3 separate regions of the Homo sapiens genome follow, and all the other regions are linked to region 1. The links are chromatin loops, found by intact Hi-C in ENCODE. Cell type or tissue: PC-9. All regions are shown on one strand. Each heading gives the region's core, and the rest is flanking DNA. Links, peaks and the distances in the headings are about the cores only.

Region 1 (7,994 bases), core at 1,528-6,527:
GGCTCTCTGTTTATTGATAGTTTCTTTTGCTGTGCAGAAGCTCTTTAGTTTAATTAGATCCCACTTACCAATTTTTGTTTTTTGTTGTAATTGGTTTTAGAGTCTTTGTCATGAAATCTTTGCCAGGGCTCATGTCTAGAATGGCATTTTCTAGGTTTTCTTCTTAAATTTTTATAGTTTTAGCTTTTACATTTTATTCTTTAGTCCATCTTGAGTTGATTTTTTTATGTGGCAGAAGGAAGGGGTCTAGTTCCAATCTTCTGTATATGGATAGCCAGTTATCCCAGCACCATTTATTGAATAGGGAGTCCTTTCCCTATTGCTTGTTATTGTTGGCTTTGTGAAAGATCAGATGGTTGTAGATGTGCAGCTTTACTTCTGGGCTCTGTAACCTGTTCCATTGATTTATGTGTTTGCTTTTATACCAGTACCATGCTGTTTCAGTTACTGTAGCCTTGTAGTATAGTTTGAAATCAGGTAAGTGTGATCCTTCTAGCTTTGTTCTTTTTGCTTATAATTGCTTTGGCTATTTGGGCTTTTTGTTGTTTTTGTTGTTCCAAATGAATTTTAGAATAGTTTTTTTCTAATTATGTGAAGAATATCCTTGGGAGTTTTACAGGAATAACACTGAATCTGTAAATTGCTTTGGGCAGTATGGTTATTTTAATTATATTGATTCTTCCTATCCATGAGCATGGAAAGTGTTTCTTTTTTTCTTTTTACCTCGAGGCAGAGTCTTGCTCTGTCATCCACACTGGAGTGCAGTGGCATGATCTAGGCTCACTGCAACCTCTGCCTCCTGGGTTCAAGCAATTCTTTTGCCTCAGCCTCCCAAGTAGCTGGGATTACAGATGTGTGCCACCATGCCCAGCTAATTTTTGTATTTTTAGCAGAGACAGCGTTTCACCATGTTGGCCAGGCTGGCCTTGAACTCCTGACCTCAAGTGACCCACCCACTTTGGCCTCCCGAAGTGTTGGGATACAGGCGTGAGCCACCATGCCTGGACTGTTTTTCCATTTGTTTGTGTCATCTCTGATTTCTTTCAGCAATGTTTCATAATTCTCATTGTAGAGATCTTTCACCTCCCTGGTTAGCTGTATTCCTAGGTATTTTGTTCTTTTTGTGGCTATTGTGAATGGGACTGAGTTCTTAATTTGGCTTTCAACTTGGACATTATTGGCGTATAGAAATGATACTGATTTTTGTACATTGATTTTGTGTCCTGAAACTTTACTGAGAGTATTTGTCAGAACTAGGAGCCTTTGGACAGAGACTGTGGGGTGTTCTAAGTATAGAATGTTATTGTCTGTGAAGAGAGAGAGCGTCTCAGACTTTTATCCAGTTTCAGACCTACCATCCCAGGCCTGGCAGCCACCCACTTTCGTTGTGTCTACTTCTTCCGCAGTTTGACAAGTGGGTGGTGGCACCACGTTTTGTAGACGAAAGAAATTTCAGAACTTGGCCAGAGGCTGCTGTCAGTAGGTAATGGTTGAGGTGGGACTAAATCCAGGCCTGTCTGGTATGTTAGATCTAAATCTGACCTTCTGGGGCAAAGGGTCTGAGTGGCTGTGAGGTGACTCTGGTTTGCCTTCCCACTAAGCTGGGGTAACATGGGGGCTCCAGAGACAGTTTATGCCTTCAGAATCAAAGGCCCCTGTGGGAGGCAAATCTAAACTCATCCCCTCAAGATTTCTACCCACTAGTTATTCAGTCAAGCACGGATCTAGATACTTCTGTAAAGGGACTGTGCCGTGCAGATGGAATTAGAACTATTAATCCCTTGACCTTAAGATAGGGAGATTGTCCTGGATGATCTAAGTGGGCACCGTGTTTTGAGCCTGTAAAAACAGAAAAGGAAGGCAGAAGAGGAGGTTAGAAAGATGAGGCAGAGGCCAGGCACGGTGGCTTATGCCTGTAATCCCAGCACTTTGGGAGGCTGAGGCAGGCGGATCATGAGGTCAGGAGATCGAGACCATCCTGGCTAACACAGTGAAACCCCATCTCTACTAAAAATACAAAAAATTAGCCGGGTGTGGTGGCGGGTGCCTGTAGTCCCAGCTACTCGGGAGCCTGAGGCAGGAGAATGGTGTGAACCTGGGAGGCGGAGCTTGCAGTGAGCCAAGATCAGGCCCCTGCACTCCAGCCTGGGAGACAGAGGGAGATTCCATCTCAAAAAAAAAAAAAAAAAAAAGAAAGAAAGAAAGAAAGAAAGATGAGGCAGAAGGGGAAGTCATGGAATTCCAAGTGTGAAAAGGATTCCATATGCTGTCATTGGCTCTGGAATGTGGGTGGGAGCCACTTGCAAAATCTGGAGAGAAGCCTCCAGGAGCTCATGGAAAGCATAAGGAACACAGGAACAAAGGCTAGTGCCCAGCTGACGGCCAGCAGGAAACAGGGACTTCAGTCCTACAACCACAAGGAACTGAATTAGACCGGCAACCTGAATAAGTGTGGATATCAGTTCTTTCCCAGAGCCCCCAGTAATGGACTCACACCTGTGACACCTTGATTGGAGCCTGTTGAGATGCATGCTGGATTTCCAATATATGGAACTGTGATCGGATAAATGGCTATTATTTCAAGCCACTCAATTTGTGGTAATTTGTTACAGTAGTAATAGAACACTGACATAATCCCGGAGAACAATTAGTCCCTTTTTGAAAACTTTTGCCATACTTGGACCTGCTTGTTTAGAATTGCTGAGTAAAATCCCTTGGTATATCAGATGCCTCTGCCCAGAAAGAGGAAACCTTGAAAGCTCAGGTACCTGGCTGGCCATGGAGGGGATCACCCAGGACTAGCTTCTCCTTGTCACCTTTTGGGCTTCAACCTGGTGCTCTGGTTCTCATTTTCTCCTTACAATCTCTGAGTTTGTCGTGAAGGAAGCTCCTTCTTCTTTTTTTTTTTTTTTTGTTTTGAGATAGAGTCTTGCTGTCTTGCCCAGGCTGGAGTACAATGGTGCAGTCTCGGCTTACTGCAACCTCTGCCTTCGGGTTCAAGCAATTCTCCTGCCTCAACCTCCCGAGTAGCTGGGACTACAGGCGCTCACCACCATGCCTGGCAATTTTTTTGTATCTTTAGTAGAGATGGGGTTTTGCCATGTAGGTCAGGCTGGTCTCAAACTCCTGACCTCAGGTGATCCGCCCTCCTCGGCCTCCTAAAGTGCTAGGATTACAGGCGTGAGCCACTGCGCCCTGCTGGAAGCTCCTTTTTTTTTGTTGTTTTTTTAACCCCTTGCAAAATCAGTGATTTATTGTTTACAAAGGGCAGCTCTGTCTGCTCGTGATCTCCTACTGGAAGTTACCTGTGTGTGGGTGAGAATAGTTTCACAATCATTGCACCAGGGAGTGGAGAAGGACTTACCAGGGTGCACAAATCCTTCTGCATTTCCACCTGCCCTCTTTTGTACTTCCTGGAGTGGTATAGCTGGAAGGCAGTGTGTTGAAGGTTGCTCGATCCCTTCCTTGTCCAGATGAGGGGTCTGAGGCCCAGGGACATAACACAGTTTCCTCAGTGTCACACAGCTTTGAGTTTTAGTTAAGGTTCTGAGTCACAGAAATGACATCGGTTGAGGGTAGCGGGGAGAAAATATTAGGAACTTGCACACGTGTATTTTGTCAGCAAATTTGAGTTCAGTAGCAAACTGGCATAACGTTGAACAACCGTGCGTTAAGTACTCTTGACAAACTGGGGGCCGGAATTGTTGATCATTGAGTTGAGAAGAGTGGGGCAGGGGACCTGGGCCACCCACCCCAGGCTCAGCTTCCATGTATACTTTATCCTACTACTATTCCTGGCACCTCTTTTGCTGAAAAATTGACCTGGTTGCAGAATTTCTCACTCCTCTGCTAAGAAAAATCCTGCCTTCCTGCAGCTCTCTAGGCAGAATTCAGTAAACTAAACAGAGGCGCTTTCATCTCTCAGGGCCATGCCATCCACTCTCACTTTTCTTAAGCCTTGTTTGTTTCCTCTGCCTGAAAGAAGCCTTTTGCCTGGTGTGCCAGGGTTTGCTGGAGCCAGAGAACATCCAGGGCAGTGGATGCTTTGTTCCTGAGCCCCTGTGAAACCTCAGAAATGCCTGTTTACATTAGAGTGAAGTTAGGCTGGCACCTTGGGGAAAGATTGTCACCTTTGCCCTACAAATTCCTGGGTGTCCCCAGAGGGCACATGCTGTGACTCATTCTTCAAGCTAGAAAGTGGGTGGAGGCCTTACAAACCAGCTTTTGAGTAGTCTGTAAATGAGGTCTCCTGATCCTTGAATTGTATCTGGGTCATTTTACATGTTTGACTATTAAACTACTCTTTTTTTTTGAGATAGGATCTCACTGTGTCACCCAGGCTGGGGTGGAGTGGCACAATCATGGCTCTCTACAGCCTCAACTTCCTGGGTTCAGGTGGTCCTCCCACCTCAACCTCCCTAGTAGCAGGGACCACAGACACATGCCACCAATCCTGGTCAATTTTTTGTATTTTTTTGTAGAGTTAGGGTTCCACCATGTTGCCCAGGCTGCTCTTGAACTCCTGGGCTCAGGCCATCCACCCGCCTGGGCCTCCCAAAGTGCTAGGATTATGGTGTGAGCCACTGGGCCTGGCCACTGTGAGCCACATTTGATGTATATTGGTCTGTGTTGAAAATGAAGTAAGGTTAAACTCGAGCCAGCCTAGAGAGCCCATGGGCTGTGGTCTGCATACTTGGAACACTTAGGAGTCCCTCAGGTGGTTTTCATTGATTTCTGTTAGTCCTCAAGGTTAGCAGTGTGAAATTTGGGAGTTTAGACCCTTTGGTTCCAGTATAAATGATAGAACCTGGGCTTTAAAGCTTCAGGGGATCCTCAGAGTCATTTGCACCAAACCCCTTCTTTCATTTGTTGTTATTTATTCTACAGACATTTACTTAGTACCTAATATGTGCCAACACCGGTCCATGCTTTCAAGGAGCACACAATTTTTTGGGGGAGATCAGCCCTGGACAAATGGTGGTCAATGGACAATGCATGAAGCTTGTGTCTGAGATAGAGAGGCATTCCCCAAAATGTACTCCATGAAACAAATGCCATGTAGATAGGTATGTGGAGAAAGGATCCATAGTAAAGTAGGTTTGGAAATGCTGGCATATGAATACTATAGTAGAACCAAGAAAGGTGCCAGATTCTGAGAATCTGGAAATTATAATGTTAATGACAGTAATTATTTTGAGAATCTAATTTGTACTAGACACAGAGGTAAGTGCCTTATATGGATAAGTGCCTTACATTTTACAGAATTCAGTAGTTTGGATGTGCCATAATTTATAACTGTTTTTCTACGAATAGAAATTTGGTTGTTTTCCACTTGAATTTACTGGGTGAAAGCTTAGTTTTGTCATTTCAAGAGGGGCCTCTCAGGCTTCTGAATAGCTTTGCCAGTTGCTGTACATGTAAAATGTTCTTTGGATTTCAGAACTGTGGCTTGTGTTTCCCTTTTGAGTCTTGAGTGAGGTGAGCATTTGCTGATGTCTCCAAATTTTGTTTTTTTCAGGAAGTGCTTATACTTAAAATATTTCTTTTGTAGCAGTATGTTTCTGGGTTAAGTGTCTGGCAGCTATAAATGGAAACATCGATACTAGGAGGAGAAACAGTAGTGATTTAGGGCTATTGATCATGATTTAGGCCATCTCCCTCATTTTATAGGTAGTGAAAGCGAAAGTTATATAAAGCTTGGTTGTAAAACCTCTTTAAGAAATCTTCACATATTAGGGCCAGGCCTGGCAGCTCACGCCTGTAATCCCAGCACCTTGGGAGGCTGAGGTGGGTGGATCACTTGAGGCCAGGAGTTTGAGACCAGCCTGGCCAACATGGTGAAACCCCGTCTTTATCAAAAATAAAAAATTAGCCTAGCGTAGTGGTGCGTGCCTGTAGTCTCAGCTACTTGGGAGACTGAGGCAGAATTGCTTGAACCTAGGAGGCCAAGGCTTCAGTGAGCCGAGATCGCGCCACTGCACTCCAGCCTGGGAGACAGAGCACAAAACCTGTCTCAAAAAACAAACAAACAAACAAACAAAAACCAGAGAAATCTTTACATATTAGAGCCTTTGTTAAAAAAAAAAACACAAAAAACCAAAATCATATTGATTTAAATGAAACTGTCTTAGTTTTCAGAAGAACAATTGCATTTTGCAAAGTGAGAAAGTATTTCCAACTTCTGTGTATGGATCAGATAGAATATGTCTAAGTACAAGTTAAAGAAGGCTTGAATGAGGGTTCAATTTGTTAATGCATTTTAAAACCTTTTCAAGACCACATTCATCATCTACTGTTTTTCTGCCTACAGCATCTTTCTATGTTGATACATTAATATCTGTTGTGATGCTTCCTCTTGGCTTGGTTGACTTGTTGATAGCTGTCGCATAATTAATGACTCGATCCTCTGTTGTGGCTTGTTAGGTTGTAGCATTTCACTGTGCCATACATCTTTGACCTATATATACTTGAGCCCGAGAGCTACAGTAAATTTTGTCAGGCTGTTCTTCCAAATGTATACTCCTCGCCTTATTCCAGTAATACATAAGACTATAAGTTTCCTAAATCACTTGTGAACTTGAGCATCGTTATATTTTTTAAATCTTTGTTGTTGTTTTTTTAAAATCACTGTGAAGTTTCCTTAAACTGGGTGTGTATGTGTGTTGTGTTTTGGCAGGGGGAGGGAATTTTTATATCCTTTGCCCATTTTTCTTTTGGGCTATCTGCTTTAGGTCTGTGAATGAAGTGCATTATTTACATGTTGATTTTAAGTGTTCCCGGTTTAATTTCCCTGCCAGTTTTACTTTACCATGTCTTCCTCACCTTTTGAGTTCTTTATGGTGACCTGTGTTAGTGAGAGCCCATGAGGTGTCATCAGCAGACTTGGATCCCCTCAGGACCATCAGGGTCTTTGAGTTTCTAAATATCTGCCAATTGTTTTTGTGTATAACAGTAGCTTAATTGGGTATAGAAGTCTTATGTGACTATCTTTCACTTAAATTTCTGAGGAACTGGCTGGGTGCTGTGGCTCACACCTTTAATCCCAGCACTTTGGGAGGCCAAGGCAGGTGGATCACTTGAGTCCAGTAGTTCCATACCAGCATGGGCAACATGGTGAAACCTCATCTCTACTAAAAATACAAAAATTAGCCGGGTATGGTGGTGTGCGCCTGTAGTCTCAGCTACAGGCTAAGGTGGGAGGATCACCTGAGCCCGGGAGGTCAAGGCTGCGGTGAGCTGTGATTGTGCCACTGCACTCCAGCCTGGGTGATGGGAATGAGACCCTGTCTTTAAAAAAATAAATAAATAAAATAAATAAAATAAATAAATAAATTCTGAGGAATTATCCTACTGGTACGGCATGTAGAGATGTGGGGATACCTTTTTAATGTTTGTCAGATTTTTATCTAAATCTTTGGAATTTAAAATTTTTACTAGATTATATCCAAGAGTTTATTATTAGTTTTTCATTGATTTTGTCTGGGTCTTGGTGTAGAACCTTTTGATTTAAAGGTGTAAGTCTTCACCTCTAGAAAATCATTTTAAAATTAATGTTTTTATATACTTTACTCTTTTTGTCTTAAGCTTTTTTTGTTTTTTTCTGGAACTCTCATCAGTGTGCCTTTTTATCTTCTTGCTTTAGGGATGACTTCTCAAGCTAATTTATAGACTCGGTATCTGCATTCACTAATCTTTTCATCACTTAATTGAAATAGACATACAAAGAAAGTGTATGAGAGCTGGGCTTGGTGGTGTGCACCTGTAATCCCAGCTACTTGGGAGGCTCAGGCAGGAGGATCACTTAAACCCAGGAGACCAACCTGGGTAACATAGTAAGACTCCATATTTTTAAAAAAGTGTAAAAATAGTGTGTGAATTGTAAAGAGTACAGCTTGATGGAGTTTCATGCACTGATTCTAGTCAGCAAGTCAGTCTCCAGACCAAGAATCACAACTTGCCCAGCATGGAGAAGCCCCCTTGGGCCCCACTGGGGG
Region 2 (7,994 bases), core at 1,856-6,855, 400 kb before region 1:
GGATGAGATTAACGTTTGAATCGGTACACTGAGGGAAGCAAATGGTCCTCCCTAACATGGGTGAATCTCATCCAATCAAAGACCTGAATAGAGCGAAAAGGCTGATTAAGAGGAAACTCCTCCTGCCTGACTGCCTTGAACTGGGACACAGGTCTTTGCCTTTGAACTGGAACAGAAACACTGGCTCTTCTTCAGTCTCAAGCCCGCCAGCTTTCAGACAGCAACTACACCATCACAGGCTCTCCTGGGTCTCCAGCTTGTCAACTGCAGATCTTGGGACTTCTCAACCTCTGTAATCACGCGAGCCGGTTTCTTAAAATAAATCTTTATTTCATACACACACACACACACACACACACACACACACACACACACACACACACAGAGCTCCTACTGGCTCTGTTTCTCTGGAGAGCCATCATACAGATATTTATTCTTACAACTGAGCCTTTGTTCATATTACACAGCAGTTCTGATAAGCATCTGGAACGTGGGTATTACATGGCACTTAACAAGATTAAATTATTGTTCTTCCTGAGAATTTTTCCAGAAGTATTAGAAAAGACATCCACCCTTTTTCTAGGATTACCCTCTCCACCAGGAACCATTTAACTACCAAGTGGATGAGAATAGGAGCCTATCTGAGAACAAAGCAGAGTAGATGTAGGCAGAGTAAAGAGATGGCGAGAAAGACACATACACGGAGCATCACAGACAGAAATCAAGCCCCTAAATCCAGCTGTATCCACAAGTCTTTGACTTCTCAGTCATGTGAGCAAATAAACTATTTTATAAGTTAATTTGAATTGGGTGCTATTGTTTGCAAATAAAGTCTTGACTAATACAATACTTCCCTGTGCGAAGTGGGGAGCCTACCATACCTGTGCATGAAAAGGCTGTCACCTTGGCTGCATCAAAAGTATTGTTTAAGGTCAAGGGAAGGCTAAAACTTTAACAAAATAAAAAGTATCAACACCAGTGTGTCTATTTGCCAAATTGAAGTGGGTGCTATATAGTTCCCATGGACTCTAGAAACTTAATTCATAAGCTATTATATTTATATACTCAATGGAGAGCATGAATTTTCCATTATTAGTATTTCTAAACTTAAAACTACCAAGAGTTATCTTCAAAGATCAAACTCCTTACCAGGTTCTAGTTTTCCAGAGTTAAGGAGGTTAAATGAATGTGTTACTTACATTTCATTTAAAATTTTTTTTTACATCTATTGAGCCCTTACTATATATGCCAGGAAGGCACAATAAGCATTATACATTTTAATGGCCAATTCATTTCCATGAAGTATGTACCATTACTATTATTGCCCTATTACAATCTTTACTTTAAAGATTAATATGAGATTAAAATAATGAGCCTAACAATAACAGTCACGGTGCTAAACACTTGTCAAGAGGGTACTATTTGCCACACACTGTACCGTTTCAAAAGAAGCATCCTATTTAATCTTTAGGATTATCTTCTAAGGTAGGTACTATTATCCCCGTTCTACAGATGAGAAAACTAAGGCTTGGAGACTGAAATGCAGACTCAAGGCTTATACGCTACAACAGAATCAGTCTGAAAGGTTTGAAAACATTCCATATCACATCCAAATAAATTGTATACCATTATCTGAAGTGCATTTCAAGTTGTGTAATACAAGCTTGAACTCATCTACATTATTTATGTTATTGAACTGCCATGTGGTTTACATTTACATTTTCCTCTTTAATTCCTCATCTCTGGAAAAAGTAAAGACTCATACTAAAGGAAATATTTATTCCAGCTCAAATGAGTAACACAGGATCACTGAGTTAACACTTTTTATTTCACAAACTGTTCCAAAACTGGGCAGACTTCAGATATACAGAAATGTGGTTTCAGATTAACAGAGCTTTAAAAAAGCTATTACTAAACTGTGAAGTCCTGTTGGAGTAAATCTGATCCCTACTGTGTGGAGGAGACATCTCAGGTCCTGAAAAATGTTCTCTACAAGTTTTCACATTGCAGATATCCAAAGCACATATTTTCTTTTTGTTTTTGTTTTTTTCTTGAGAGACAGAGCCTTGCTATGCTGCCCAAGCTGGCCTCAAACCCCTGAGCTCAGACAATCTTCCAGTCTCATCTTCCCAAATACCTGGGACTACAGGCACGAGCCACTGAACCCAGCTCTCAAAGCACATCCTTTAAATATATTTTGTACAAAAACTACATTTAAGGAATTTTCTTGTCAGAAAGATGCATATAACTATATATGAATACTTTTAGAAGCATAAAATGCACTAAAAACATTAATCCCATTAAAGAAGGGTATAATCTTTTATTGAATTCACATAAGTATAGATCACAGACATACACTCATATATAACAAATGTAACTGAAAAGGTACCTACTGACAGTTTATCACTGAGCAAACTCCACATGACAAAGTTTCAAACAATTGTCTTACTTTGGGCATTAAAAGTATTCTTACAGTACATATTAATTATCAGAGCTGTCCCTGAAACCAGCTGCAGAAGTGTAAATAGGAAAAAAGAAACAAGAGGCTGGCCTAGAAATCAAGCTCCAGTCAGTCAAGACAGGCTCCCCCAGAGAGCCAAAGGGTCGACACAGAACACCCACACACTTAGTAAAAGGTACCTTCCTCAACCAACTGGAGTGGTTGAGTGCTTCATCTACAGCAACTGGCAATTTCAGTTATTTGGGTTTTCTTTAATGTGAACCTAATATTATATGAGAGAGTTCAAACTCTTAACATTGGCCAAAATCAGAATGTAATTACATCTGATTTCTTTACTATGATCATTAATTTTTTTTAAATGAGAACAGTGGGTCTTAAGAAGTTGAAACAATAGAGGGAAGCATTAACTCAGGCTGTCATTCTTATAAACCTGCCAAACTGACCCAGACTGCGGCCCAGGCCCTGGAGAAAGCCATGATCAGGTAGGCATATTAATGCATGATACACCATCTAGCATTTGTTTGATTTCACAAAATCTTCTTTAATATTGACATATGGCATATACTTTTTGAAACTAGCTTTGATAAAATTGACAGTGTCCCCTCAACTATAAGGTGAGATTTTAGGGTTTTGCATGTTTGCATTAGGTGCCCTCAGTAGTCATCCTGCTGTGTGTTTGCTTTATGAGCAATGAAGTAAAAGAATACAAAAACCCTTTCTCCATACTCATTACCTGTTCCGCCACCTCCACCCAACCCCTGAGAAAGTCCTGCTCAGAACTAAACCTAAGTTCTATTCCAAGAGTTTGGAGAAGGGGATTACCTCTATCTCTATTATTTCTGAGTAGAGCCAGGAGAAGTCTCAATTTCATGTTCCAGTAGTCGTGTAATATAGACCTTGAATCATAACCCTCACCCCTTGAGCCATGAACACGTTTAAATCTGCATAACTTCAAAATCATGTTTCTGGCAAAAAACAGATTAAGCTTTAAATGGATGTCCTCAAAGATGAACTGAGACCTTCTGAGTCTTCTGCAGTCTAACAGTTACCGCACCTGTCTAAACTTTTTTTATAATGAGTACACAAGCATATGTGTATAAACATAAGGACATCAAGACCCCAACCCCATCACTGAACCTAGTTTGACAGAAGCTTCCTGGATAGCCTACACTTCTCTGCATGAATACAACTGCATGATACTTACTGGGGAAGTAAGACATCTCGAATGAGAGCCAGAAGATTGCTGTCAGAATCAACACTGGCCTTCTCCTTGCCATCCCCAAACTCCTGGTTCACGAGTAGAGATGTGGTTTCTGAGAGCAACCGCAAGCTAAAGAGTCTCCACTCCACTTGAAAGAAAAAAAAAATGCCAAGAATGTGACTCCATGGAGACAGAATGAAAATAGAATGTGTAACTGATGCAATTCTTGCTGGTGTCATCACACTTACCATTTTGGCTTTGAACCAAGGACACCAAGGGTGGCAGTATATAGTCAACAACCTAAAAGAAAGCATGTAAAAGACTCAGAATCTCTATGAACACAAAACTGATATCAACCACTATCTATATTTTTTCCACAGACAGAATCCCTAATCAAAGGAGTGAAAAAAAGCAACGGCTAAGTTTATCCTGGATTTAAACTCTCCATGACATTTAATAAACCACCAAGCTCATTTAAATCTAAAAAAGTCCTCAGGTCAAAATGACATTATGAAAATCAAAACAGTAATTTATCAAAACCTTCAGGGTCTATGAAAGGAACTTTAGAATATAATGCAAAATCTAGTTGGCACAGGTTGGCATTAAACCATCAAATTAGTATGTATAAGCTGGTGATCATTACATCAAGTTTAACCTAAACAACAATCAAAATGTTGGGAAAAAAAAGACACAATAGTCCCCATGTTTTATCAAATACATCAAATAACTATGACAAGTTCGTCTTGGTTATTTTTAGAAATAGACCACAAAGATGTAAATCCACTATACAAACCACCCCTGTGAGTTCCTAGTTGTATCAGAGAACAATCAAATATGGTTTAAAACTTAACCCCAAAAAACAAGTATTTTCCTCCAAAATACCAAAAAAGAAAGAATCCCTACTCCAGTCTAATGATGAAAACTACTGTTTCATTTGATGAACTATTTTAGTGACAATAAACAAAATTCCCATTGTTTGTGTACTTGTTCTCTCTATACTGATAAAAGAGCAGGAGAATCTGTGCACAGCCAAACGACATCTTGCCGTCCATACCAACAAAACAACGCCCTGCACAGGCAAGAATCTCCATATGTGGCTGGTGGCCCATCAGTATTAACATATTCTATCTCCACTTGACATAGGAAATTTATATGTGACAGTATATCTCAATATTTTTACAAGGACCCTAAGAACCAGGGGTGTTTTCTTCACCCTCTTCCACTAAGTGATGTCACATCACTGAAAGCACAGATATCATGCTTCACCAAGGTACTTTGAGAACTCCAAACTTCCAGTTATGTCTAAAGAAAAAACTATGCAAAGGAAAGAAATATATACTGCTATCAATACTACCAACATGATCAACAGCTATCTTAAAGGTTGAATAGTGTATATCAGGAGAGGAGTAAGACTGAAACAAACGATCTAAGTGCCCATCTCTAGAAATTTAAAAACGAATAAACATGGCCAAAAAAGCAAGCTTGTCAGAAGATGAATACAGAAAAATCAACAGTATTTATGAGACAGAGTAGGAATGAGGCTTGGCTCCAGCTCATCCCTGCTACAGCATTCTTTCATACATTCCCAGTGATCACAAAACCCACACCAGTACCTCACTGATGCCATACCCGCTAACCCCAAGGCTTTAGTCATGCTATATTGTTCCACTGAGCTCTCAAAATGTTTAACCGTGGCTTTTACTTAAAGAATTCCAGGAACTGGCCTTACGAGACCCAAACTATCAAACCAAAGTTGTGGAGTGTACCACCTCAGGAGGCTCCAATGAAGCCTCGTCTGGGAGAACTCTGTCGGCCTCATGTCCTATTGCATTGAGAGCCCAAGAACTCATGGTCAGTAACATATTCATTCAGGGCTTGTCTGCGATCACCAGACATGGGGTGCTTTTTTCTCCTCTGTGGAGGGAGGCATGTGAGCCAGCAGGACAGCTGGACGTGACCCCTCCGTGACTGATGGAAGGCCACCTGAAGTTTTGATTCAGCACTGCTACAACTGGTGAGTTTTTCCTCCAGCCTCCCTGTGACCCCTCACAACCCACCCCAGACAATGCTTTTCCTTCCCTCCTGGTCTTCTATTTGTTGGGTCTTTCTTTTTCTTTCTTCTTCCTTTTTCCTTCCCTTCCTTCGCTTTTCATTAACTTAATTGACTCAGTCTGAAGACACCCGTGTGGCACTGATTCAGCCTCAGTAGACACCCATGTGGCACTGGTTCAACCTCAATAGACACCCACGCAGCATAGGCAAAAACAGTCATTCAGTTCAGCTGGTAGGAAACTCTGTCTGGCACTGGAATCTGTAATATTCTTTAAGTACATTCCCTCCCTTTGCCACGCCTTGTGGGAAAGGGAAGGCTGTGGACTTTGTCGTCTGTCTATTCAAGCATGCAAGCCTACAGACCCTGGGTGCTATCTTTGTGAAGAGAGGACTGATAGCACGTGGGTCCACAGTTTGCGTCACTCACGTCCTGATCCATTTTTCCTTCTTGTGTGTTTAACTTGACATCTGATTGCCCCATGCAGACTGTTGGATGACTTCTTGCAAAGAGAAGAGGATTTACCTACGCTTCCACCAAAAAATGGAAAAAAGATGACTTTCTCTTGTAATGCAGCTTGGCCCCCACAGCTGTGCTGCAGTGAGAAGAGTCATCAACAGCTGCTTTGCTCTTACGGAAGCTACACAGAAAGGCAACCCAGAAATCTGGCATGCGAGCAAAAGGTTAAGGATTTCTTACCAGCCAGGCTTCTGACCTGCTTCTCTGTGCACACCAGTTGAGTGAAATGGTAAAGATAATTGTTTGTCTCAAGGTCTATGACCCCTATAAGCCTGCTGTTTGGCAGACTTGTCAGTTACAAACGTTGCTGCAGGTCCTTGAAACAAAAACTGGACGAGGTTTCCCTTTCATCTTATTTTATGTCTTTGAGAGCTTGACCTTATGACCATGGTGGGGTACCCTCTCTTGCTATCTAGCATCCAGAAGGTGGGAATTCCGAGGCTCATGTCAGGTAGCCAGTCTGAAAGGACCTGGAGACTGAGACACATAAGCACACGTTCTTTGTCCCAAACGTGTCAAGCACTTGGGGATGAGTTCTGTCTTAAAAGGTCCCACCCCAAGGGGCTTTTGTCATCTTTTGCTATCTTAAATCTATTCCTGAGAGTAAATTCTTGGGGACCATGGAGATGCCTCCTCTACCCCCTCTCTAGAAATACCATTTGCTTATATTATAAAAACCTGAAAAATTACCATCTGAGCCTTAAAGGGCTTTTGGATTGAGTAGCTATTGAAACTAATTTCATCATTAAAAGAAAAGCACTTTTCTTATTCTCAACAATTTTTTAAAAGGTTTAAATTAAAAGAAGGATGCATAAGAATGTCGTGGCTAACCTTACAAATTATCTTGAGCAGCTGAAATTCCTAGCAAGCTTGAAAATGGCTACTCTAGTTTCCTTCTGGGAAGACCAATGACAACTGCCTCATGCTGTAGCTCAGTAGCTAAGGCTTTGCCTTTTCACAATGGCTGCCTGGGTTCAATACCTGGCACAGGGAATAGTACTTTCTGGTTTTATATTTGTGTGACCTTTGCCATTTATTATTTTCCCCTCCATGAACAACTTCTGACTTCCTGTCTTGAATTTTCCTTTCTCTGATCTACCTTTGAGGTGATTATAAATCCTGTAAAGACTGCTTGCCCTAAAAGGTTAGGCAAGGACAATAACTTGTTCAGCAGGAAGTAGCTTCTGAAGATGAGATCTTCGGCCCTTTCTCCTTAAGCATAAAGAAGGTGAAGTTTCTCAGCAGGGAATGAGACAGAGTAGCAATGGGGCTTGGCTTCAGCTCACCCTCACCAGAGCATTCTTTAATACATTCCCACTGATCACAAAACCCATACCACTACCTCACTGATGTCTTACCCACTAATCCCAAGGCTTTAGTCATACTCTGTTGTTCTTCTATGCTCCCATAATGTTTAACCATGCCTTTTACTTAAGGCATTCCAAGAACTGTCCTTAGGAGATCCAAAATAAACCAAGATTGTAGAGTGTTCCACCACAGGAAGGAATGGCAGCCTTGTTGCCATTGGCCAGACCACCAGGTGGCCCATTTCTCAAGATAACATCGCAACCAGTTGTGCTGACCTGCATACCTACCCTTCACATTCTTTGCCCAGCCCAGACTGCATACCCTATCCTATTTATCAATTCGTATGTTTTGACTAATAAAAATTTCCAACCAGCTCTTCAGAGAGTCTGTCTGGGAATTCTCTCTCTCTCTCATGATGCTTCCTTTATGCCCGGGCATAAGCTCCAGTGAAGCCT
Region 3 (7,994 bases), core at 1,856-6,855, 60 kb before region 1:
CCCTGTCGTTGCATTCTGAGTCCCTGCCTCTGACCTTGTATATAGTAGGCCTCTGTAATTGTTTGGTGATTCTTGAATTAACCATCTGGGCTCTCCATCTTGACTTCGTGCTCCCAAGGTAGAGAACAGACCTTGGGCATTCTCCTCTCCGTCAGCTGTCGGAGTTTTTATAGATGCGATTGTTCTGTAGCACCATATAGCTCATAAGAGAGCCAAGGAGAGTAAGCAGATAGGTGGCCAGTTTTTCTGCAAGGGACAGTTCTTTTTTTACCCTTTGGGGCTCAAGTAAGAAAGGCATTGGAGGGCGAACAGTCATTTAAACTCACTGAGAGTTGCAGATATTCAGTAAAGCCTTTTGTGCATGCCAGAGCTTAATACTGTATGGTCGGGAAGTTTGATAAACTTTAAAGTACCATGACCAGCCTCTTCACATATATGATTCTGTGACCCTTGGTTTTGAAAATGGACTCTGACCACTGGCTGCGGTGGCTCACACCTGTAATCCTAGCACTTTGGGAGGCCAAGGCAGGTGGATTGCCTGAGCTCAGGAGTTCGAGACCAGCCTGGGCAACATGGTGAAACCCCGTCTCTACTAAAACACAAAAAAAGTAGCCGGGCGTGGCAGCATGCGTGTGTAATCCCAGCGACGTGGGAGGCTGAGGTAGGAGAATTGCTTGAACCCAGGAGGTGGAGGTTGCAGTGAGCCAAGATTGTGCCATTGCACTCCTGCCTGGGCGACAGAGTGAGACTCTGTCTCAAAAACAAAACAAAACAAAAGAAAATGGACTCAGATTTATTTAACTCATCTATATTTGGCATGCACTGTGATTTTTGTAGGGAAAGACAAGAGGATGTTCTTTTTAAAAGATGGAGATAGAACCCAAGGGCTTATGTGGGTTCTTAGGTTTTATTTTATTCTTGGACAGAGATACACTGTTGTTAGACAGAGATACACTGTTGAATGAATGGGTCTTCTGGCTTCTCACCTCCTTTTCCCCCCTTCTTTTCAAACAAATGTTCCCTATTCTGACTTGTCTTCTTAGATGTATCTAAGTGGAGGCCACTTGCAGTGTTGAAAAGTGCAAATTTTAGTGAAGAGACAGTAAATAATTGCATATGTGTAAAACTGGATGTCTCCTGAGTTACACAGAATACCAATGATGTTGAGCTGCTTAAAGGCTATGATAGGCATTTTATGAAAGGCTGTGTAGTATGATTCATTATAGTGAGAAATTTATTTAATTATTATTGTTAATAGTGCACCTGAGGTGAAACAGGGTGGAATGGGGTGGGAGGGGAGCTCTTGAAATCCTTGTTTGGACTTAATTTTTTTGTTTTCAAAATTTATTATTTTTATTTTACAGTGCTGTTCCTTGCAGAGCAGGGCTAACTCATAGGCAGTGTGCCTGTAGGCAGCCTGTTTGGACTTCCTTAAACACTTTTTTTTTCTTAAATAGAGACAGGTTCTTGCTATGTAACAGGTGAAGCTGGGAATAGCCCTTCCTAGAATGCTGAGGTGGGAGGATCACTTGAGCCCAGGAGTTCGAGACCAGCCTGGGCAACATAGTGAGACCTCATTGTTACAAAAAAAAAAAAAAAAAAGACAAAAGAAAAATTAGTCAGGTGTGGTGATGTGCACCTGTAGTTCCAGCTACTAGGGAGGCTGAGGTGGGAGAATCTCTTGAGCCCAAGAGATTGAGGCTGCAGTGAGCCATTATTGCACCATTGTACTCTAGCCTAGGTGACAGAGCGAGACCCCATCTAAAAAAAAAAAAAAATATTGCTGTCTGAGTCAAAAAGTGCTCTTAAGGAAAATGTACCTTGTTTTCCCTGAGGTTCTGGGGAATCCCCAGCATAAGCACATGTACCCCAGTTTGGGAATCGTGGAGCTGGATTATTTCTAGGGTCTCCTCTAGTTCCAGGACATTCAACAGGAGAGGATAGTCTATCCAGAGGAAGTGGATTTTGTACTAACATCCGACAAGGATGCTCCATCACAGTATAAATTATCCACATTTGAATGTTAAATAAGACCATGCTGTGGGTACTCAGGTGACTTTAAAAATCTTTTTTTTCTTTTAAGAAGTAGGAGAAAATAACTGTGAACATGTGGACTAAGTGGCTTGACATTTTCGAAAAGTATCTCTTTAGCATACTATTCAGAGCACTTATTGCATTCCTCCTTAATGACTAGAATTAGTTACTAGATAACATGATTATGTTGATTAAAAGATGTCACCGTCTACTAATTTATGTTGATACAGATGAACTATTAGCAAATCCTATCTTCCGTTACATAGATGCAGGTTGATTTATGTCACTTAAAATGCATATTAATGGCTGAGTGTGGTGGCTTACGCCTATAATCCCAGCACTTTGGGAGGTGGAGGCAGGTGGATTGCGAGGTCATGAGATCGAGACCATCCTGGCCAACATGGTGAAACCCCGTCTCTATTAAAAATACAAAAATTAGCTGGGCGTGCTGGTGGACGCCTGTAATCCCAGCTACTCGGGAGGCTGAGGAAGGAGAATGGCTTGAACCCGGGAAGTGGAGGTTGCATTGAGCCAAGATCGCACTACTGCACTCCAGCCTGGCAACAGAGTATTAAAAAAGAAAAAGAAAAAGAAAAAAAAAGCATATTAATTAGAATAGGGATATAGGATCTCACTTTTTTTTGTCTCTCTCCAGGATTACAGAGATAAAGCATTTATGCATATACAGAACCACGGGATTTTAGAAGTTGTCCATCAGTTCCTCTGGTTGTTTTGGTACAATAAAAAAGTGCTTTTTTTAGAGATAGAATCTCTGTTGCCTGGGCTGAAGTGCAGTGGCCTGATCATAGCTCACTGTAACCTTGAACTCCTGGACTCAAGCCATCTTCCCGCTTTGGCTTCCTGAGTAGCATGCGTGCTGCCACACTTGGCTAATTTTCTTTTCTTTTTTAAATTTTTTTGTAGAGGTGAGGTCTTGCTATGTTGCCCAGGCTGCCTTAGCTTCAAGCGATCCTTCTGCCTTGGCCTCCCGAAGTACTGGGATTACAAGCATGAGCCACTGTACCTGGCCAGGCAGTTCTTTAACATAAACAACGTGTGCTGTGGGTCTGGATTTTTTTTATGCTAACATTCTGTAAGCTCTCAGTTTTTAAGTTTTGCAAAATGTAGAACATATATGATACAACCTACTCTAGATACACAGCCTCTAGTGTAGGCTGCCTCCTTTTATTATGGGTTTCTATCAAATAATTTCCAGTTTGAGATTTGAGATGTGACCAAAGATAAAATGTCTCCTTATAATGTTAGAAGTGGTTTGGCTTCAGCTGTATTATTGAGTCAGGAATTTGGACCTTTAGGAGCAGGTAAACAATGAGAGCAGAAACTACCCTTGAATTTATGTTTGTCTGAGGACCATTGGGAAATATTTCTTGGAGAGTGGGGAAGACAAATTCCTTTGACCTCCAGAAGAATTGATTGTCCTCAGTGTGATGAGAAAATCAGGGAGAGAGTGACTGAAGACAGCTCAGCTGTTCATGCCAAAGGGACTGACGGTCCAGATTCATGGTGGAACCAGGTGGCCGTGTTCTGGCTGGAGAACAGCAGTGGGAAGAGGACAATGCTCACGAGAGGGACAATGCTGTCTCGGTTTCTGCCTGACTTTTGGTTGCTACTGTGTTCTGTGGAACAAATATTTTATATCATGTTGCATTACCATCTAAGGTTGACAAGTTAACTAGAACCTTTAATTTCTTACGCATTGAACCTTTAATTATCTTAGCTCCATTAATTTTACTTACATATACCACTTGTACTGCCAGTAACTCCTTGTAGATAACCACTCTTGTGACCTCTATTACCATAGGATAATTGTGCCTGTTTTGGGCTTCATGTAAATTGAGTCATATAGTGTGTACTTTTGTGTCTGGTCTTTTGCTCAATGTTTTGTCTGCAATGTTCATCCATTTGTTGCATGTACTAGTGCTTCATTCCTTTTTAGTGTGGGATGGTATTCCATTTTATGGTTATATCATGATTTGTTCATACATTTACCTGTGGATGGACATTTGTTTTTTTTCCAGTTGGGACTATCATGGATAAAGCTGCTATGAACTAAGTGTATAAGTACTCATTTCTATCGGGTATATGCTCAGGAGTGGATCATTGGGTCATAAGACATATGTTCAGCTTTAGTAAAAATTAAGTTTTCCAAGTGTTCATTCTTCTCTGGATTTGGTATATGAGACTTCCAGAAGAAAAAAAGATAACTCTGTAAAAGAGTATGCTACATCTTGTGTTTCTGAATACAGGGCTCCCACAGTAAACTTGGTTTGCCTGTTGGACTTCCAGTTGGGGAGTTTGGTAATCTGATATCTTAAGAGATCTAGTAAGACAGTTATAGTATCAAGGGGCATTTTTTACTTAGTGTGAGATCCAGAGGTGTGGGCCTTGCCTGCACTGAAGAATTTCAAACCTGGGAAGAAAATTGGAGGTTTACTTAAACTAAAGGGACAGATTCTTGTCATGTTCGGAAGTTGGAATTGGCAAGCTTTATACTGGAGAATTAAAAACTCAAAACAAACAAAAAACCAAACCTATGATTCAGGAATAGCATTATAATGATTTAGAGGAAAGGTGGGGAGGAGGAAAATGAGCAATTTGTTATGTGTATGACTCACTGGTGCTGTGTCTGCGAGTATTACATTTGGGTGCAGAATTTCTGAGACAATTGGTTTACTGGCTTTCTTAGTAGAGAATAAAAGAGTGTCACCTAGACAGTGAGCATTTCATTTCAACCTTTGCATCTAGAATATATTTTAAATAAAATGCAGAATACTATGGGAATTGTACAGTTGTACAATTGCTTTATGTACCTGAGTGGGAAGTAGCTTTGTTTTCATTCATTAATTAAAAAGTAAAAACCTTCAGATTGAACAGTGTAGATACAATGCAGCACAGCATTGATGTGTTTGAAGCCATGTTCTTTTTTCCCCTGTAAGATTGTTGCTTAGGTGTGTTGAACCCAGCAACTCCTGTTTATGACAGGCAGCTTCGGAATCATTACCTTATATGATAACCTCATACAGTTATTATTTTTTTGAAATGGAGTCTCACTCTGTTGCCCAGGCTGAAATGCAGTGGCACGATCTTGCCTCCCTTCAACCTCCGTCTCCCTGGTTCAAGCAATTCTCCTGCGTCAGCCTCCTAAGTAGCTGGGATTACAGGTGTGTGCCACCACACCTGGCTAATTTTTGTATTTTTAGTAGAGACGGGTTTTACTGTGTTGGCCAGACTGGTCTCGAACTCCTGGTCAGTTATCCACCTGCCTCGGCCTCCCAAAGTGCTGGGATTCTATAGGTGTGAGCCACTGCGCCTGGCCCTCATACAGTTATTAAGAGGATTATGTGAATTTATACATGTGCTTGGCTAAGAGGAAGCATTTGTGTTAGCCATAATTATTGTTTTTACTGAACTCCTTATGATCCATTCATCCAAAAATAGTTTGGAACAGGTATTCTGTGCCACACCTCAAGGGTGGGGTGTGCCCTGGACTTGCTCTGTATGACAGTAACAGGAATAGCCCCCATGGCCTAAAGCATTGATGTGAGCTGTGGTTTTTGCTCACCCATCAACTAGCTTCTCTGCTTTGACTTTGAGGAGAAAGGGTTAATTTTTCAGTGGTCCCAAGGCATTAGAAGAATTGCTTTGGATTCGAATATCAAGACATTCCAAAGGTCTCTTGTGGAAGAAACATAGTTTGGTGTTATATATTTGGGAAAACATCTTTCTATTTGAGAAAACAAGCAGATTGTTATTATTACAGCAGTGGATAAAAGGTGTGACAGGCAAATCATTGGTAAAATAGACTAAAACGTTGACTGCTGCAGTAGATGTTTTATACTGTATTTGAAAGATAGGAAAGTAGTTAGTCTTGTTAAATAACTGGCCGGGTGTAGCAGCTCACGCCTGTAATGCCAGCACTTTGGGAGGCCAAGGCGGGTGGATTGCTTTAGCCCAAGAGTTGGAGACCAGCCTGGGCAATATGGTGAAACCCCATCTCTACAAAACGTACTAAAATTAGCTGGGCATGGTGGTGTGCCCCAGTAGTCCCAGCTGTCTGGGAAGTTGAAGCAGAAGGATCGCTTGAGCCCAGGAGGCAGAGGTTGCAGTGAGCCATGATTACACCATTGTACTCCGGCCTAGGCAATGGAAAGAGACCCTGTTTTAAAAAAAAAAAAACAAAAACAAAAAACTTTTGTACAAGAGGAATATTTTCACAACAATTGAGTGTTAACTTGCAAAACTTTTAGCTGGGGTAAGTCTCTTGATGGTATAGTAGAAGTGATACTCATGGAAAGGAATAAAGAAAATAAATATTCCTGGCCAGGCGCAGTGGCTCACACCTGTAATCCCAGCACTTTGGGAGGCTGAGGCTGGCGGATCACGAGGTCAGGAGTTGGAGACGATCCTGGCTAACACGGTGAAACCCTGTCTCCACTAAAAATACAAAAAATTAGCTGGACGTGGTGGTGGGCACCTGTAGTCCCAGCTACTCAGGAGGCTGAGGCAGGAGAATGGCGTGAACACGGGAGGCAGAGGTTGCAGTGAGCCGAGATTGCGCCACTACACTCCAGCCTGGGCGACAGAGCGAGACTGCATCTCAAAAAAAAAAAAAAAAACAACAAAAAGAAAATAAATATTCCTGGGAGTTTGGCTATCTTTTAATGTAGTTTTTGTTCTTTATAGTATACTGAATTCTCTGTTTGGCAAAAGGCAGCATGGCAGATTGATCATCACAAGCAAGTTTGAGAATTTCCCTCACAAACTCAAGTTGCATCCACATTAGGTCACTAGGGCGGAAAAGAGATGCAGTCTGTAGATGTTCCAAAGAGAAGGCCCATGGCAGGGTTGGGTGGCATTAGGAGTGGTGGCTGGCTTTACTTTGGTAAACGTGTCCTAGGCCGTATGTGATCCTAGACCTTATCTTACCTCCATGATGACTGAGACCCAGCTGGAAGCTCTGGCTGTACTCAAGGTGAGAGAGGGTGGGGGTTAGCGAGTGATAGTGTGGGTAGATGTTTAAGAGATAAGCCTTTGTTGTTGAAGAGATAGTGGTAGGGTAAGGGAGGGGGCGGAGTGAAGGATAAGGCTGAGGTTTCTGAGTTGGACCACCATTAATCAGTTGTCCCAGCGGTGAGGACCTGGAGGGTCTTGTTTTGAATGTGCTGAGTTTGACGTGCTCGTGAGGGTTTTTTTTTTTTTTTTTTTTTTTTTTTGAGACGGAATCTCACTCTATTGTCCAGGCTGGAGTGCAGTGGCACAGTCTTGGCTCACTGCAGCCTCCGTCTCCCGGGTTCAAGCAATTCTCCTGCCTCAGCCTCCCGAGTATCTGGGGATTACAGGCGCCTGCCACCACGCCTGGCTAATTTTTATATTTTTAGTAGGGATGGGGTTTCGCCATGTTGGCCAGGCTGGTCTCGAATTCCTGACCTCAGGTGATTCGCCCTCCTTGGCCCCCCAAAGTGCTGGGATTACAGGCGTGAGCCACCGTGACCGGCTACTCCTGAGATTTCTAAGTGGAGATGTTTAGGGCAGTGGGACGTCTGGGCCTGACACTTCGAAGAGGGATAGGAGTTTGAGGCAAGGGTTTGGGGACCATTCCTGTGTAGTGATATCCATGTGTAGGAGAACTCACAGAGGAGTAGTGACTAGAGATTGGGAGAAGACCAGAATTGCTGGGGGAGGGAGTGTTCTTTTGGTGAAGGGTAGGGTTCACAGGGTTACTCTGCTGTGAGAGGCCAAGTGAGATAGAAGCTAAAATATCTTTTGGGTTTGTTTATACATAGTAGGTATGCAGATATTTCTAGTTGTATCATTTGGTTCTTTGTTTTTCAGAAGAGATGCTGGCTTAGCCTTGTAAACATCGCAGTTGCATAAAAGTATTTATGATAGTCCTTAAAATGCTGTAATTATCTTTGAAGTTTTATAATTTTGCAGTGTTT

The links. Peaks named below come from ENCODE experiments on the same cell type or tissue, not always from the same donor. Only the 100,000 strongest peaks of a DNase experiment are listed, where the experiment ranks them.
Region 2: it touches region 1 in a loop (5-fold over the local background); 2 of 110 quality-filtered maps call a loop at or near these places.
Region 3: it touches region 1 in a loop (9-fold over the local background); 88 of 110 quality-filtered maps call a loop at or near these places.

What each region holds. Positions count from the first base shown.
Region 1 is chr3:42,076,581-42,084,574 of GRCh38, forward strand. It overlaps a transcript of TRAK1 not described here. Among named protein-coding and RNA genes, the nearest start is that of TRAK1, 11 kb to the right of the region's middle. In PC-9, for the core only: no CTCF peak of the experiment used is centred there; DNase peaks (open chromatin) are centred at 3,331 and 4,151; H3K4me3 peaks cover 742 bases; H3K27ac peaks cover 2,995 bases.
Region 2 is chr3:41,677,843-41,685,836 of GRCh38, forward strand. It overlaps ULK4 (unc-51 like kinase 4), which reads right to left. Exons shown (of 37, transcript NM_017886.4): 28 at 3,911-3,962; 29 at 3,666-3,810. Among named protein-coding and RNA genes, the nearest start is that of ULK4, 280 kb to the right of the region's middle. In PC-9, for the core only: no CTCF peak of the experiment used is centred there; a DNase peak (open chromatin) is centred at 3,829; H3K27ac peaks cover 308 bases.
Region 3 is chr3:42,016,504-42,024,497 of GRCh38, forward strand. It overlaps a transcript of TRAK1 not described here. Among named protein-coding and RNA genes, the nearest start is that of ULK4, 58 kb to the left of the region's middle. RefSeq lists an enhancer at 7,835-7,994. In PC-9, for the core only: no CTCF peak of the experiment used is centred there; a DNase peak (open chromatin) is centred at 4,618; H3K4me3 peaks cover 731 bases; H3K27ac peaks cover 2,248 bases.